Linked DNA regions of Homo sapiens: region 1 is linked to region 2. A link is a loop called in an ENCODE intact Hi-C map of the cell type or tissue named here. Cell type or tissue: pancreas. All regions are shown on one strand. Links, peaks and the distances in the headings refer to the core of each region. The heading gives the core; the rest is flanking DNA.

What was found. Hi-C counts contacts between places; a loop is a spot of excess contacts. Peaks named below come from ENCODE experiments on the same cell type or tissue, not always from the same donor. Only the 100,000 strongest peaks of a DNase experiment are listed, where the experiment ranks them.
Region 1: it touches region 2 in a loop (12-fold over the local background); 81 of 110 quality-filtered maps call a loop at or near these places.

Annotation. Positions count from the first base shown.
Region 1 is chr7:64,620,858-64,629,089 of GRCh38, forward strand. No RefSeq gene overlaps it. Among named protein-coding and RNA genes, the nearest start is that of ZNF107, 41 kb to the right of the region's middle. In pancreas, for the core only: a CTCF peak has its summit at 4,439 (motif pointing left); no DNase peak of the experiment used is centred there.
Region 2 is chr7:64,168,395-64,176,626 of GRCh38, forward strand. No RefSeq gene overlaps it. Among named protein-coding and RNA genes, the nearest start is that of ZNF735, 35 kb to the right of the region's middle. In pancreas, for the core only: no CTCF peak of the experiment used is centred there; no DNase peak of the experiment used is centred there.

The sequences.
Region 1 (8,232 bases), core at 2,744-6,743, 450 kb after region 2:
TACGCACGAAGCTCTCGATATTTTTTTTTTTTTTTTTTTTTTTGAGACGGAGTCTCGCTCTGTGGCTCAGGCTGGAGTGCAGTGGTGCGATCTCAGCTCACTGCAAGCTCTGCCTCGGGATTCACGCCATTCTCCTGCCTCAGCCTCCCGAGTAGCTGGGACTACAGGCGCCCGCCACTGCACCCAGCTAATTTTTTGTATTTTTAGTAGAGACAGGGTTTCACCATGGTCTCCATCTCCTGACCTCGTGATCCGCCCGCCTCGGCCTCCCAAAGTGCTGGGATTACAGGCGTGAGCCACCGCGCCAGGCCAAGCTCTTGATATTAAAAAAGAAACTACAAAAGCAGGCTATAGAATCAGATAGCACCTTAGAGAACCTCCTGAAGGTAGCCACTTCAGCCTTTTATAATAGGGACCAGGAGAAAACCCAAGAGAAAGCGAGGAAACTCAGGAGAAGGACAAAGGCTCTAGTAGTTGCTTTGCAAGCCTGCAATGTCCAGGATTTCCAAGGTTCATCTGCTCATTGCTATCAGTCTGGCAAGTCAGGGTACTTTAAGAAGCAGTGCCCAAGCATCAAGAAGAAGCCACCTCAACCCTCTGCAGGCTGTGGCAGAGACACTAGAGAGCAAACTGCCCCCAGAGATGAGGTCACTAGATTCAGAACCAGTCTCACAGATCGTTTGGCAGGAATAATGGGTCCTAGGGACCCAACCCCCAGCTCCAGCAGCTCAAACTGCCATTATAGCCTAGGATCCCAAGGTGATTCTGGAAATTAAAAGAAGGAAGATAATCATCCTTCTAAACAATAGAGCCAGTCTCCCTCTTTTCTGTTCTCTAATTCAGGTCTCCCCTCTTCCTGTAGCCACTGCCATGGTGGCTCTACTACTTAGAAAAGTCTCCAAATTAACCCTGGAAATTATAATCATAATTCTCTTTAATTATACTAGAGAATTTAACTTACACCCCACACAACATGACACAATTACTGTCCTCTAGGGGGACCTCTTAGGTAACAAATAGCCAGTAAAGCAAAAAATACATAAGGCAAGATACTCAGTAGTCACTCTAAACAACGTTATTAAAAGTGTGTCTCTCTCCCCAGCACAAACGCTCAATTAGCTGAACTGATAGCTCTTACAAGAGGACTTGAATTAAACAAAGGAAAGGTAGCTAACATTTACACAGACTAAAAGTATGCTTTCTTGGTTCTTCATGCTCATGCTGCCATTTGGAAGAAAATACATTTTCTTACCGCTAATGGATCTCTTTTAAAGTATCACCAGAAAATTATTCTCCGTTTTTCTTCCATGAAAAATAGCAATGATGCATTGTAAGGGACATCAAAAGGGAACAGATGAAGTAGCCGAAGGAAATACGTTAGCTAATCAGGCAATTAAGTCAGCAGCAAGGAAGCCTTGAGGCATCAACACACTTCAAGCCCCTCTAACCTGGGAAGGCTCCATAAGAGAAATTAAGCCTCAGTACTCCCCTGCAGAAATAGAATGGGCCACTTTTCGAGGGTATATTTTTAGACCTCAGGATGGCTACAATCAGAGGATGGCAAACTCCATTCGCCAGCCTTCAGCCAAAGGAAAATCCTTAGAATCTTTCACCAAGTTTTTCACTTAAGAAAGGATAAAACTTATCACTATGCCCAGAGATTGTTTTCAGAAGAGAACTTACTAAAAACAGTCAAATAGGTTGTTAATTCCTGTGAAGTCTGTCTTAAAAATAATCCACTGAACAGGTGGCTCCTTCCTCCTAAAACCCAAAAAATAAGAAGCTATCCAGGGGGAGGACTGGCTGATAGACTTCACCCGCATGCCAAAGACAAAGGGTATCCAATACCTTCTGTTTTGGGTATATACTTTTACTAACTGGGTGGAAGCATTTCCATGCCATACAGAAAAGACCTCTGAGGTAATAAAAGTGTTAATTAATAAAATAACTCCAGCCAGGCGCGGTGGCTCAGGCCTGTAGTCCCAGCACTTTGGGAGGCCGAGGCGAGCGGATCACGAGTTCAGGAGTTCGAGACCAGCCTGGCCAACATGGTGAAACTTCGTCACTACTAAAAATACAAAAAAATTAGGCATGGTGGTGCACACCTGTAATCCTAGCTATTCAGGAGGCTGAGGCAGGAGAATTGCTTGAACCTGGGAGGCGGAGGTTGCAGTGAGCTGAGATCATGCCACTGCACTCCAGCCTGGGTGACAAAGCGAGACTCTGTTTCAGAAAAAGATAAACAAACAAAAAAAACCCCTGCTTTGGTCTACCTAAATACCTTCAAAGTGACAATGGCCCCTCATTTAAGGCAGCTGTCACATGGGAGTCTCAAATGTGCTAGGCACAGAATATGGTCTCCATTGTGCTTAAAAATCCCAATTCTCAGTAAAGGTATAGAACAAATGATATTATCAAGAGACACCTTAAAAAACTTGTCACTCTTCTTCCCATGGCCTTACTATGGGTAAGAAATATGCCTTCCAAGTTAGGTGTAACCTGGGTGCGGTGGCTCAGGCCTGTAATCCTAGCACTTTGGGAGGCCGAGGCTGGTGGATCACAAGGTCAGGAGATCAAGACCATCCTGGCTAATACGTTGAAACCCCATCTCTACTAAAAATATAAAAACAAAATAAGCTGGGTGTGGTGGCGGGCGCCTGTAGTCCCAGTTACTAGGGAGGCTGAGGTGGGAGAATGGCATGAACCCAGGAGGCAGAACTTACAGTGAACCGAGATCGCGGCACTGCACTCCAGCCTGGGAGACAGAGTGGGACTCTGTCTCAAACAAACAAACAAAAACAAAGTTAGGTCTAAGCTCTATAAATGGCCTTTTCTTACCAACGATTTTTCTATTAAAGCAGAAAACCTAATTTGGTTAAGTATGTAACCTCTCTAGCTCACTTCCAACAAAAATTAACACAACTAGCAGTAGCCCAACCCTAAGAAATAAGACCACCTTCATTTAACCCAGGAGATTTGCTATCAGTAAATCTCATGCCTCTCTCTCTCTTTCCCTAAGCCCAAGCTGGGAAGGGCCCTACACTGTTTTTTTTCAACCCCCTCTTCCCTTGGCAATAAAAGTTACAGGTATTTGCTGGGCGTGGTGGCTTATGACTGTAATCCCAGCACTTTGGGAGGCCAAGGTGGGCGGATCACCTGAGGCCAGGAGTTTGAGACAAGCCTGGCCAACATGGTGAAACCTCATCTCTACTAAAAATACAAAAATTAGCTGGGCTGCATGGTATGGGGCTGTGATTTCAGCTACTCGGGAGGCTGAGGCAGGAGAATCGTTTGAACCCAGGAGGCTGAGGTTGCAGTGAGCCAAGATCGCACCACTGCACTTCAGCCTGGGCGACAGAGCAAGACTCCATCTCAAAAAAAAAAAAAAAAAAAAAAAAAAAAAAATTACAGATATCAACTCTTGGATACACCACACTCAAGTCAAGTCCTGAAGAGCTGAGGGAGCAACCCCTTACAAGCCCAGAGGAATGTCCTGAATATCAGTGTGAAGAAATAGAAAATCTTAAGCTGAAAATCATAAAAGATAAGTAACTTAGGGCTACTCATCTTGCTCACTACTACGTCATTGGACACTTTTTGTCATTTCTATTTTTCCTCTCCAAGTTTGCCGCCAACTATTAAAACTTCTCTTTTAACACATATTTACAAGAAAATTTTAATTATTCATAGGATTGCATTTGTAACTTCATAGAACCCCAAAGGGAAATTCTATACCTTGGCAAATAAAATTTATAAATAAAAATTACTACATCACTCTTGTGGGAGTTGCTAAATTCACTCTACTATTTGTAGTAGAACTATACACTATGGAACTCACAGTGTGGAATTCTAGTTGTAAAATTCTAATTGCCATAATACTTTGCCTAATTATCATCTTTATAAGAGGAATAATAATTGAATAATTGTAGAAAAAATTTAGTCAAGGTTGCTTTGCTTAATTATTATCCCTATAGCAGGGGTAATAGTTACAGACAAGAAGTAAGCATGAAAGTTATACTATCACTGAGCTTGACAGGACTTTTTATTAAAGATTGGCAATATGGTGCACTCCAAGCTATGGAAAGAAGGTTATAAAAGAGATTTTATAAGCAAGGCTTTTATGGTAAATTCTTGTCCTAAAAAGACTGGTTGTTTAAAGGAAGGATATTTAGGACAAGTCAGAAAGTTTAAGAATGTTGTAAGATAATCTGTGGAAGTCATGAAAGAACTTAATAAAGGAAAGAAATGGCCAAGATTAACACTTAAGTTACTTTAGCCACTGAATAATGTATTTCTCTTAATCATATCACAAGTTATAAAAAATTGCCCGAACCTAAAATTATCTCCTGACGGCAAGCCAAGGGGATAAATGTATGTGTTTCTCAAAGAAAAATGTTACTTTTACAGTAACGTTTCTGGTAGTCTACAGCGACATCTAGTGGACATCTACCTGTATTACAACTAATTGAAATAGTAACAGGTATCAAACTCTGCTGTCATAGTTATGGCCTATAGTACTCTCACTAATAATAATAATCTTAATACTCATGTTAAAACCCTATATTCTAAAACTTCTTGTAAAATTTATCTTTTTACCTAGAAAAAAACTCCAAATGGCGCTGCAAACAGAACCACCCATAGACATGCCATTCTTCCGAGAACACTTAAATAAACCTCAGGAGGAGCCCCAGCTGTTGATCCCCCACACGACACCCCTTTTCAGCAGGAAGTAGCCAGAAATATTCGTCGTCCAACACCCCCAACAGCAGTTAGAATACTATCTTCTGAGGGGTGAATAACATAGGAGTTTAAAAAAATATATTTTAGGCAGTTAGCAAGGGTAAAAGAGTTCTCGGTGGAATTTTCCTTCAATGAAAAGCAGCCAAAAAACCATCTCTTTTCTAAAAGAAAGCAGCCTGAAAAGTCAAACTGCAAGCATAGATAAGCAAGCTGGAAGTTTGCATATGTAAATGCCAGCAGCTATACTAAAAGCCAAGTACACTCAAAGTGGCGATTCCCTCTCCCTTTACTTTGTCACCATGCATGTGGGTGTCCACATTTGCATAATAAGATTAGTGTGGGAGGGCCAGTTTCCTCGTGTGCTATGTAAATGCCACACCTGGTCAAACCAATTTCCTGGGACATATATAAATCAATCACTGCCTCCTCAAGCCTCTCTATAAAATTGATCACATTCTGCCCCAAACCTGGAAACCTGCTATGGTGACCCACTTTCTCCGCAGGAGGAAGCTCTCTCTCTCCCTCTCTCTCTTCTGTCTTTTGTCTATTAAACTTTCTGCTCCTGAAACTCATTCCGTGTGTGTGTTCGAGTCATTACTCTTCTCAGTGCAGGACAACAAACTTCGGGTATTTCCCCAGACAATGAAGCCACTTCACTATGACTCTGCTGCGTGTGGTCTGTTTTCAGGAGAGGATTGTAACATATCTGTGGCTGAGCTCCTAGGTGATATGACTCTCCTGCTTGATTTCTGCCCTAAGGGAAGACTGTGACATATCCTTGGCCAAAAACCTACATGGTATGACTTCTCACTCACAACCCACAGGTGGGTTTGTGACATATATTTTATCCAGCTCACAGGTGTATTGATTACTCTCATACTTCAAATCAGCCAATAGAAGAGATACTGTCTTCCATAGCTAGTCTTAGAAAAAAAAGTAAGATGATGAGTCTCCTCTTTGAATGAAGGTCATAAAAAATTACCATTCTTTTACATATCATATAAAGCCCTCAAGTGGTAGAGAGAGTGTCACAGTAAACAAGTGAGATTGTGTTTCTCATATGTGCACCCCACAAACTGTTAATATTGTCACCTCACACATATGGACAGTGCCAACTGGGGAGGTCCTTAGTCTCACATGTTGACACAGCTCACAGTTCGGACTGTGACTGTCATATGTAAACATCCAGCTACAGTTGAAATGGCAACTCGTTTCTAATTCTGGCAGGTTTGAGCTGTTCTATGTAGACATATCAAATTGGAGAGATGTTGACTATCATATTTGAGCTTTGGGCCACAGGTAGAATCATGGGTTCATACAAACACAAAAATCTTAGAGCAGATTGTGACTTTAATGTATATTGTATAAAGCCCTCAGGTGTTACAGAGGGTGTCCTAACAAAGCATGGCACACAGGTGAGATTATGACACTCATATACACACCCAGCCAACAATAAAATTGTCATTCTTCTACATGAACACAGGCCACTGTTGAGGTTCTGAATCTCACATCCAAAAAAAGTAGAAGTTGAAAAATTAACTCATACATTGCTTTGGTTCATAGGTGGGTAGGTGACCTTCAGACCAAGATCGAGCATATCTATGAGGCTTTGACTCCATTAAAGGGACACAGTCTGCAGGAGGGATTGAGGCTCTTGTGGATGGATTCAGTAAAGTGTTGAGACTGGGTCACACACTTAGACCCAACATACAGGAGGTGGCGCCTCTCATACCTGGAACTGGGACATGTGCAGGATTCTTAATTTCATGCCTGGACCTTCCTACGGCTGCAATTGTGACATACACCTCCGCCTAGCACTTGAGCAATTTTACTTTCCTTCTTGGGCTCAGCTGACAGACTGAATGGTTATATATTGCTGCACCCAGCACTTAGTCGATGTGAATTTATTCTTTTGCCTTAGGTTTGCCTACAGGGAGAATTTTGACATATGACTGTTCTTCACACTTAGGTTATATGACTCTCCTCCCTATGCCTTGCCCATGGGGGCCACTGTGGGCCCCTGTGGGGGATTTAATCCCCCAGCCTGTGCTCTGCCTATAGAAGGCATTGTGACATATCTTCCACCCGTGGCCCAGGTGATGAGACTCTCTTTATTTGCCTGGTTTTTCTGTTTACAAGTGGAATTGTAACATATCACTGAACATAGCGCTTCACTGATGTGACTCCTCTTCTTCCTACGTTCTGCCTACAGAGGACATTGTGACATATCATTGGGCCCAACACCAAAGTGACATTACTCATTTGTCTCGGCCTTGACCTCAGAAAGCACTGTGACATATTGCTGGACCCAGTACCAAGGTGATGTGAGCCTTCTCCCTGGATGCTGTTCACAGGAGTTATTGTGACACATACCTAAGGACCCATTGTCTATTTGATGTGGCTTTCCTCTATTACCTGAACTCTGCCCATAAGAAAGATTGTGATATACCTCTGGGTCCAGCACTGAGATGTTGGCACTCTTCTCCTTGCCTGTGCCATGCCTACAGAAATGAAAGTGACTTATCACTGTGTCCAGCGAACACATGATGTGACTCTTCTGCCTGGCCTATGCCCACAGGAATTATTGTGACATACCTCTAGGCTCATCACCTAAATAATATGACTCTCCTCTTTTTTCTTAAATCTGTCCACAGTGGGGATTATCACACATTGCTTTGCCCAGCAGCTATGTGATGTGACTCTTCTCTTATGCATGAGCCCTGCCCTCTGGGCCAGTGATGACATAGAGCTGGGCATAATCTTTAGGTTATGTAACTGTTCTTTCTCAGCCCTATCCAAAAGGAGTATTGTGACATATCTCTGAGCTCTTCACCAAGGTAATGTGACTCTCCTGCCCAAGCTGCTTCCTCATAAGGTATTGTGACATATTGCTGGATCCAGCAATAGGTGATATAAACCTACTCATCTACTTGGGTCTGCCTAAGAAAGAATTGTGATGTATTTCTGGGCCCAGCACCTAGGTGATGTGATTCTCGCCTCCTGCCTGTGCCCTGAATACATTATGTGTTGTGATATATGGCTGGGCCCAGCACTTAAGTGATGTGACATTCCTCTTTAGCCTTGGCCTTGCATATTTTGAGTATTTGTGACATATCATTGGGCCCAACACTGAGGAGATAGAAAGATATTGCCTGTGCCCTTACCACAGGGGACCTTGTGACATATCTCTCCATCTATTACCTAGGAGATATGGCTCTGCTCTTTAGCCTGCACCCTGCCCACAGAGAAAATTGTGACATATTGCTGGGCCCAGCAACTGAGCGATGTTACTCTCTTGCTTGGTTCTTGCCCAAAGGGAGCATTGTGAAATATTCCTGGCCTAACACCCAGCTGATGTGACCCTTCTGCATGCTCCCGATTCACAGGTAAGATTGTGAAATACACCTTGGCCCAGTTCACAGCTGCGATGATGACTCTGTTACCTTGAACCAGCCAGTTAAAGAGACACTGTGTCTTGTAACCAAAACAGCA
Region 2 (8,232 bases), core at 2,503-6,502:
TGCAATGGAATAAAATAAAAAATTAATGACATCAAGAAATTTTGGTAAGTCATAGTTCTGTGAAAATTAAGCAATGAAATTCTAAATAGCCAATGTGTCAAAGAAAAATTTAAGAATTGGAAAATATTTCACATGAATAAAAATGTTAACACAACAAAGCATGCAAGATACAGCAAATTTATAGCAGTCAATTTCTTCACGAAAAAAAGATTTCAAATAAATAACCTTGGACAAAGGGATTTCGTTGGGACAAAAAGTAATCACACTGAAATGCCTAACAGGAAAGAATGGAGAGTCAATGCTTTGGGAATAAGATCTTTGAGAATTGCCCACATAGTTAAGACAATCTAGCAGGAAATGTACAGGATTAAGGCCAGGTGCCAGCTCAGAAAGACCTAGAAAGACCCTAATTTCTGATGTCTATTTGATCTTCAGTCTCTGGACAAGCAGAAAATACAGGGAAAGGCCAAGTTGGAAACATTCTGGTAAACTGGAAAAGGTATTCTACAAGAGACACACAGGACACAGCTTCCAGAACTTGGAATTTTTTGCATTGGTAAATGTATTTATTTAAGTTAGTAAGTTATTCTACAACTGACACATAATTTCAAGTTTTTTTTTTTTTTTTTTTGAGACAGAGTCTTGCTCTGTCTCCAGGCTGGAGTGCAGTGGTGTGATCTCGGCTCACTGCAACCTCCGCCTCGTGGGTTCAAGCGATTCTCCTGCCTCAGCCTCCCGAGTAGCTGGGACTACAGGCGTGTGCCACTCCGCCCAGCTAGTTTTTGTATTTTTGGTAGAGACAGGGTTTCACCATGTTGGCCAGGACGGTCTGGATCTCCTAACCTCGTGATCCGCCCGCCTCAGCCTCCCAAAGTGCTGGGATTACAAGCGTGAGCCAACACACCAGGCCCTAATTTCAAATATTTATAGGGTATAGTGTAATGTCTTAAAACATATGTACATTGTGTTATAATAAAATTAGGGTAATCAGCATGTTCATTATCTCAAGCCATTATCATTTCTTTATAGTAATGACTTTCAAGTTACTGTTTTCTAGCTATTGTAAAATATATGTCGTTGTTATACCATAGTTGTTATAGTCACCCAACTGTGTAATAGAACATCAGAACTTATTTTTTCTATCTGACTGTAACTTTGCACCCAATGAATGGCCTCCCTTAATCTTTTTCTTCCCAGACCCATCCCCAGACTCTGGTAACCACCAGTGTATGCTTTTTTTTTTTTTTTTTTGAAACGGAGTCTCGCTCTGTCGCCCAGGCTGGAGTTCAGTGGCGCCATCTCGGCTCACTGCAAGCTCTGCCTCCCGGGTTCATGCCATTCTCCTGCCTCAGGCTCCCGAGTAGCTGGGACTACAGGCGCCCGCCACCACACCCCGCTAAATTTTTGTATTTTTAGTAGAGATGTGGTTTCACCGTGTTAGCCAGGATGGTCTCGATCTCCTGACCTCGTGATCCGCCTGCCTCGGCCTCCCAAAGTGCTGGGATTAGAGATGTGAGCCACTACGCCGGGCCAACACCAGTCTATGCTTAACTTCTGCAAGATCAGCTTTCCTATATTCCACTTATTAGTGAGCACATACAGTATTTGTTTTTCAGTCTATGGTTTATTTCATTGAACATTATATTATCTAGGTTCACACATATTGCCACAAATGACAGTATTTTGTTCCTTTCCAAAGTCAAATAGCATTCCATTGTGTCTATATACCACGTTTTCTTTATATATTTATTTATTGATGGACGCGTTTTGATTTCATCTCTTGGCTACCGTGAATAGTGCTGGAATAAACTGATAGTGCAAATATCTTTTTGACATACTGATTTTAATTACTTTGGCTATATAACAGTAGTTCAATAATGAACCATATGTTAGCTCTATTTTTAATTTTTTGAGAACTCACCATACTACTTTTTATAATGATTGTACTAAGCTACATCCCCATCAACAGTGACAAAGAGTTTTCCTCTCACTACAGCCTCATGTGTATTTGTTATATTTTGTCTTCTTGGTACTAGCCATTGTTACTAGGGCGGGAGGATATCTCATTATAGCTTCAATTTTCATTTCCCTTATAGTTAGTAATGTTGAGCATTTTGTTATAAACCTGCCAGTCATTTGTACACTTTTTTTGGAAAACTGTCTATTAAGGTATTTTGTCATTTTTAAATTGGATTATTTGTTTTGTTGTGTGGTTTGTTTGCTTGCTGGTTAGTTGTTTGAATCCTTTATATACTCAGGATATTTGTATGGTTTGCAAATGTTTGTTCCCATTCTGTATCTTGTCTCTTCACTATGTTGATTGCTTTGTTTGCTTTGCACCCTTTTAGTTTGATATAATCTACTTGCCTTATTTTCTATTGTTGCCTATGCTCTTGAGGTCCTATACAAAAATTTCATTTAAAGATCAATGTCATACAGAATTCCCCATTTGTTTTCTTCAAGTAGTATTATAGTTTTGGGTTGTATACTTAAGTTCTTAATGCATTGAAGTGGATTTTTTAATATGGTAAGAAATAAGGATCTGGTTTTACTAGCCTGCATGTAGATATACAGTTTTTTTCAGCATCATTTATTGAAGAGACTATTTTTCTCCAATGTGTGTTCTTGTCACCTTTGTCAAAAAATCATCTGTCTTTTTAGTGTGGATTTATTTCTGGGTTCTCTAATCTGTTCCACTGGTCTAAGTGTCTGTTGTTATTGACAGTACCATGTTGTTTTTGTTACCATAGATTTGTAGTATGTCTTGAAGTCACGTGATGCGATATGTCCAGCTTTGTGTGTGTTCTTTCTCTCAAGATTACTTTGGCTATTTTTGGTATTTTTTTATTTCATTTGAATTTTATTTTTTTTCTATTTCTATTTCTAGATTTCTAGAATTTCATTGACATTTTGATGAAAATTGTCATAAATATGTAGATCATTTTGGAAAATGCAAACATATTAATTATATTATTCTTCAAATATGAAGGCAGAATATGCTTTTTTGGTATAGTTAATTTTTTTCATCAGTGTTTTATATTACTGTTTACGTTACTTTTAATAGCAAAAACTGCAATTACTTCTGCACCAACCTAATAATTATTGTAGATCTCTTACACCTCCTTGGTTAAATTTATTTCTAGGTATTTTATTTTACTCTGTAGCAATTATTTATAAGATTGCTTTCTTAATTCTTAATTTCTTTTTCAAATACTTTGTTACTGACATATAGAAATGCTACTTATTTTGTATGTTGATTTGGCATCCTGCCACTTTAGTAAGTTAATGTATTAGTTCTAATAGTTTCTTAATGGAATCAAGATTTTCTATATACATAATCATGCCATCAGTGAACAAAAACAACTTCACTTCCTTTTTACCAATTCAGATGTCCTTTTTTTCTTTCTCTTGCATAGTTGCTCTGGCTGGGACTTCAAGTACTATGTTGAAAAAAAATGGTAGAGGTGGGCATACTTGCCTGGTTACATATCTTGGGGAAGGGCTTTTAATTTTCCCCCATTTAGTATGATGTTAGCTATTGGTTTTTCATATGTGGCTTTTTATTTTGTGGAGGTATGTTCCTCCAATATCGAAATTTTAGAGAGTTTTTATCTTTAAAACTCTTTATGAGCGGTGCTAAATTTTACTGAATACATGTTTTTGGATGTGTTGAAATGACTATATAGTTTTTGACTTTGATTATGTTATGATGAATCTTGTTTATTGATATGACTATATTGAACCATTTTTGCATCTTTGGGATAAACTCCGCTTTCTCATGGTAAATATTCTTTTTAAAATGTTGTTGAGTTCAAATTCCTGGCATTTTTTCAAATATTTTTGCATCTGTGTTCATGAGAGATATTGATCCGTAGTTTTACTTTCTGTTGTGATTTTGGTATCATGGTAATACTGGCCTTGTAGAATGAGTTTGCAGTAATTTCCTCCTCTTTCATATTTTGTAAAGATTTAAGAAGTATTGGTATTAATTCTTCTTTAAATGTTTTCAGACGTTAACAGTAAAGCCATTAGTCCCTGGGCTTTTCTTTGAGAGGAGAGTTTTTATTTCTAGTTTGATCTTGTTACTAATTATTTGTCTTTTTATATTTGCTATTTTTTCATGATTTAATCTTGATAGGTTGCATGTTTCCACAGATTTATCTATTTTTTTCCCAGTTTTTCATTTTATTGACATACAGTTGATCTTAATAGTCTCTTGTGATCCTTTGTATGTCTGTGGTAGCAGTTGTGATTTCTCCCTTTTTATTTCTACTTTTATTTATTTGACTCTTCTCTGTTACTTTCTTAGTCTATTAGGAAGTGTTGATTTTATTATTTCAAAAAACCAACTTCATCATTTGTATTTTCAATTTTTAATTCTCTATTTTATTTATTTTTACTTGGATTTTTGTTATTTCTTCCCTTCTACTTTTTGACATTTGTTTCTTCTTGTTTTGCTGGTTCTTTGAGATGTAATATTAGGTTATTTATTAGAAATATATCTTCTTTTTCATGTAGGTGTTTATTGTTATAAACTTTTCTCTTATAACTGCTTTTGCTGTATCTCAAATTTTTTTGATATGTGGTATTTTCATTTTCATTTGTCTCAAGAAAATCAGTTTTCAATTTTTTTCAAAATAAAAATTTATTTAATCTGTAACAAGATCATTGAATCTGCACATTTGCAAGCAAGTTCACATTTAAATACAGCAGAGCACATCAGTAATAAAAAAAATCTATAATACAAGTGGAACATCCCAACCACCAGGAAGATTAAGGAAGGAGATGAGACCACTCTGTATTCTGCTTTCAAATGCCTCAAAATGGTCCCAGAGATTCCAGGGAGCATCTGCTTTAATAAAATGCGAGCATAAAAGTTTGGGGTGGCTTGGGGCAAAGGTAATAGTCAGAGGGAGAGTCTTCTGGACTTGTTTTCCATGTTTAGAACAAGTCCTATAAAACAAAGCAGAAAGCAAAAAAAAAAAAAAAAAGAAGAACAAAAAAAGAAAAAGAAAAGAAAAGGCACCTTTAGATATGCCAAGCAAACCAAAATCCAACAAAACATAAAAATCAAACATTTTCCTGTGGGCTTACTGATTGGGAAGCACTTCAGGGCCAGTTACCCAGTATTTTAGTTTGGGTATTAGCTCTGCATGTGTACACAGGACGCTGCCACCAACATTGCTTTGAGGACACAGATGGCAGCACCAGTCAAATGCCTCTTGGGGGATCTTCAAGCTGATTAAGGATGATTCTAATTTAGAAATCCTGTCCTAGATCTCTGGGGCACTGAGAAAATGAGGCCGGTTTTCTTCTCATAGCAGGAGCCAGCGCCGTTCACCCTCCATTTCCAGGCTGAAAAAGTACAGAAGCACCTTGCAGTAGCTCTTTATGGTGTCAAGGGACCCCACGCCCTGGGAGAAGGGTTAGGAGTTTGCAGCTTCCGGCTTTGGTGGCAGGCCTTTTCCTAATATGGGTGTCAGAGGAGTTGAGGCAACAAATATGCTTGTGTCTAATACATGCCTTGATCTTTTAATTTGGAAGGGAAAACAAAGTCCAAGATGCTTTTAAGTTGGATTGGTGCTGAAACAACTAAAATTTCATCTTATCCACCATGAAAAAGCAAAACAAAATTTGAAAAATGACACTAGCCGTTCACCATTACAGCCATCACTATAAGGCACACCATCACTGAGGAAATGACAACTATTTCCGTAGAGAGTGCTGGATCAGAGTGCAGGACACAGATGGAAGTCAGCTTCAGGGTATACTCACTTATTCACAAGGGCTGACCATAATGGCACTGCTCTGCATGAGGACTCACAGGACAGCTAGGGCACTGATGCCTGCAGGACTGCGTGGCCAACAAGATGATGCACATTTAATATTCAAAATGTAAACAAAGTATCCACAAATAGTCCAAAAAAGCCTGGGGGCTGTCCCCTTTCCTGAGCAGGTCTCAGGGAAGAACCAGCCCCATCCCCATCTGACCCAGGTCTCAGCCCAGGAGCCTGCATAGGGAAGAAAGGACAGACAGGGCCTCCATGCGGCTGACACTCAGGAGGGGCCGGGGCAAGAGAGCAGAGGGAGCATAGGGCCAGGCAGGGGCTGCTCAGGATCCATGGGGGCTCAGGGTGCACAATGGGGCCGCCCCTTCTGGGCTACAGGCAGCATCCCCTATGGGACCTGAGAAAGTCCAGTCCTGCGATGGGACAGTGCTGCCCAGGGGTGTGTGGCTGGGCCCTGACAGCAGTCTCCCCAAAAGTGACCACATCACCAGGCTCAGTTCCAGGAAGGCTGAGAAGTGCCCAGTACACCGAGGATGCATCTGGAGCCCATCCTGTCTAACGGACTCTGACCATCCTGCATCCACTTGCCTCTCCTACATATTGGCCACCACCCCTTCACTTTTCCTCATTTCTCCATCGTGTCTGACCCAGAGGCTGTGACCCTCTCTCCAGCCACAGTAGCCCTTTTTTTACCCTTGTCCTGTCAGAGCTCCTGAGCAAGACTCCCCAGATCCATCCACATGCCTGCCTTGTCCACTTGTGCTGCTGTGCACTGCTGGGGTGGCACCAGAGGCAATGAGGTTGTCTGAGGGCCCCACAGGTGGCCAGCTTGGCCCTTTACCTCATCCCTAGCCTCAGGGGGGTTCTTAGGGCTGTCAGCCAGCAGCTCTGGATTAGGGCACCTGGCTGTCCTCCCATTGTATTTTTCTGACTCTGCCTCGCTCACCTATCCTCTGTCCATGGTGCTGACCAAGCCAGCAGGGAGCAGGTCCCCAGAGGGTGCTGTTGAGCTTTGGGGACCGACCGAGGCTCCTCTGCTGAGGGGTCCCAGGTGAGTCGCTGCCCCTGGTTCTACGTCATCTGCTGTCCTTTTCAGCATCATCCCCCCCGCCCCACCCCAGGCCGGCTCCATGCAGATGCATTCCAGAGTCACCAGTCTCAGGGTCCTCTGTTGTAGGATGGAGATTACTGTACCTTCTGTACGCATTCATATTTATTGTGTGAAATAAAGTATAGAATCTAAAGTAAATGAGGACTTTGATTTGCATTTTCCTGATGATTACTGATGTTGAGCACTTCTTAGCCATTTTTATATCTTTTTTTAAAGATAAATGTCTATTCCGGTTCTTTGCTTGTTTTTAAATCAGGTTATTAGATTTTGGTGAGTTGTTTCTCTTTTTTTCTGTTCAGTTGTGTGGATTTCTTATGTATTTTGATATTAATCCCTTGTGAGATATATTGTTAGCAAATATTTTCTCCGAGTTCGTAAGCTTCTTTTTAATTTCATTGATTGGTTTCTCCTGTGCAGAAGCTTTAGGGTTAGATGTACTCCTACTTGTATTTTTTATTTTTGTTGCTTGTGCTTTTAATGTCATATTTAATAAATTATTATCTGAACCAATGTCAAGGAGTTTTGCCCTATGTATTCTTCTAGGAATTTTACAGTTTCTGATTAAATAACAATGGGATATCACCTCCCATCTCTTAGGATGGCTGTTATAAAAAGGACAAGATATAACAAGTGTTGGTGATGGTGTGGAGAGAAGGGAACCTTCGTACACTGCTGATTGAAATGTAAGCTAGTACAGCCATTATGGAAAACAGTATGAAGCTTCCTGAAAATCTAAAAGTAGAATTACCATATGGCTCAGCAACCCCTCTTATAAATTATATGTCGACAGGAAATGAAATCAGCATCTTGTAGAGATATCTGCACTCCCCTCTTCTCCGTGCCCCACCGCAGCATCATTCCCAACAGCCAAGCCATGGGATCACGTTACTGTGCATTGATGGACAAGTGGAGAAAAAAAAATGTGGGGGAGGTGTTTGTGTGTGTGTGTGTGTGTGTATAATACATTATATAATATAATATTTTTCAGCTTTTAAAAAGGAGAAGATACTGCCATTTGTGATAACATAAATGATCCTGGAGGATATTAAGCTAAGTGAAATAGCTTAGGGAGAGAGGAAAATACTGCATAATTTCTGTTATATATGAAATCTTTAAAAAGAGTAAATACATAGATACAGGACAGAATGATAACTAGGGGGAGAAAAAACACAACTCAACATTTCAGTTTATAAAATAAATGAATCTAGAGGACTAAAGTACAGTTTAAAGGTTATAGTTACTATTTTTATATGATATACTGGTAATTTTTTAACAGGGTAAACTTTAGGTGCTTTGACACCAAAAGGAAACTACATGAGTTCATGCATATGT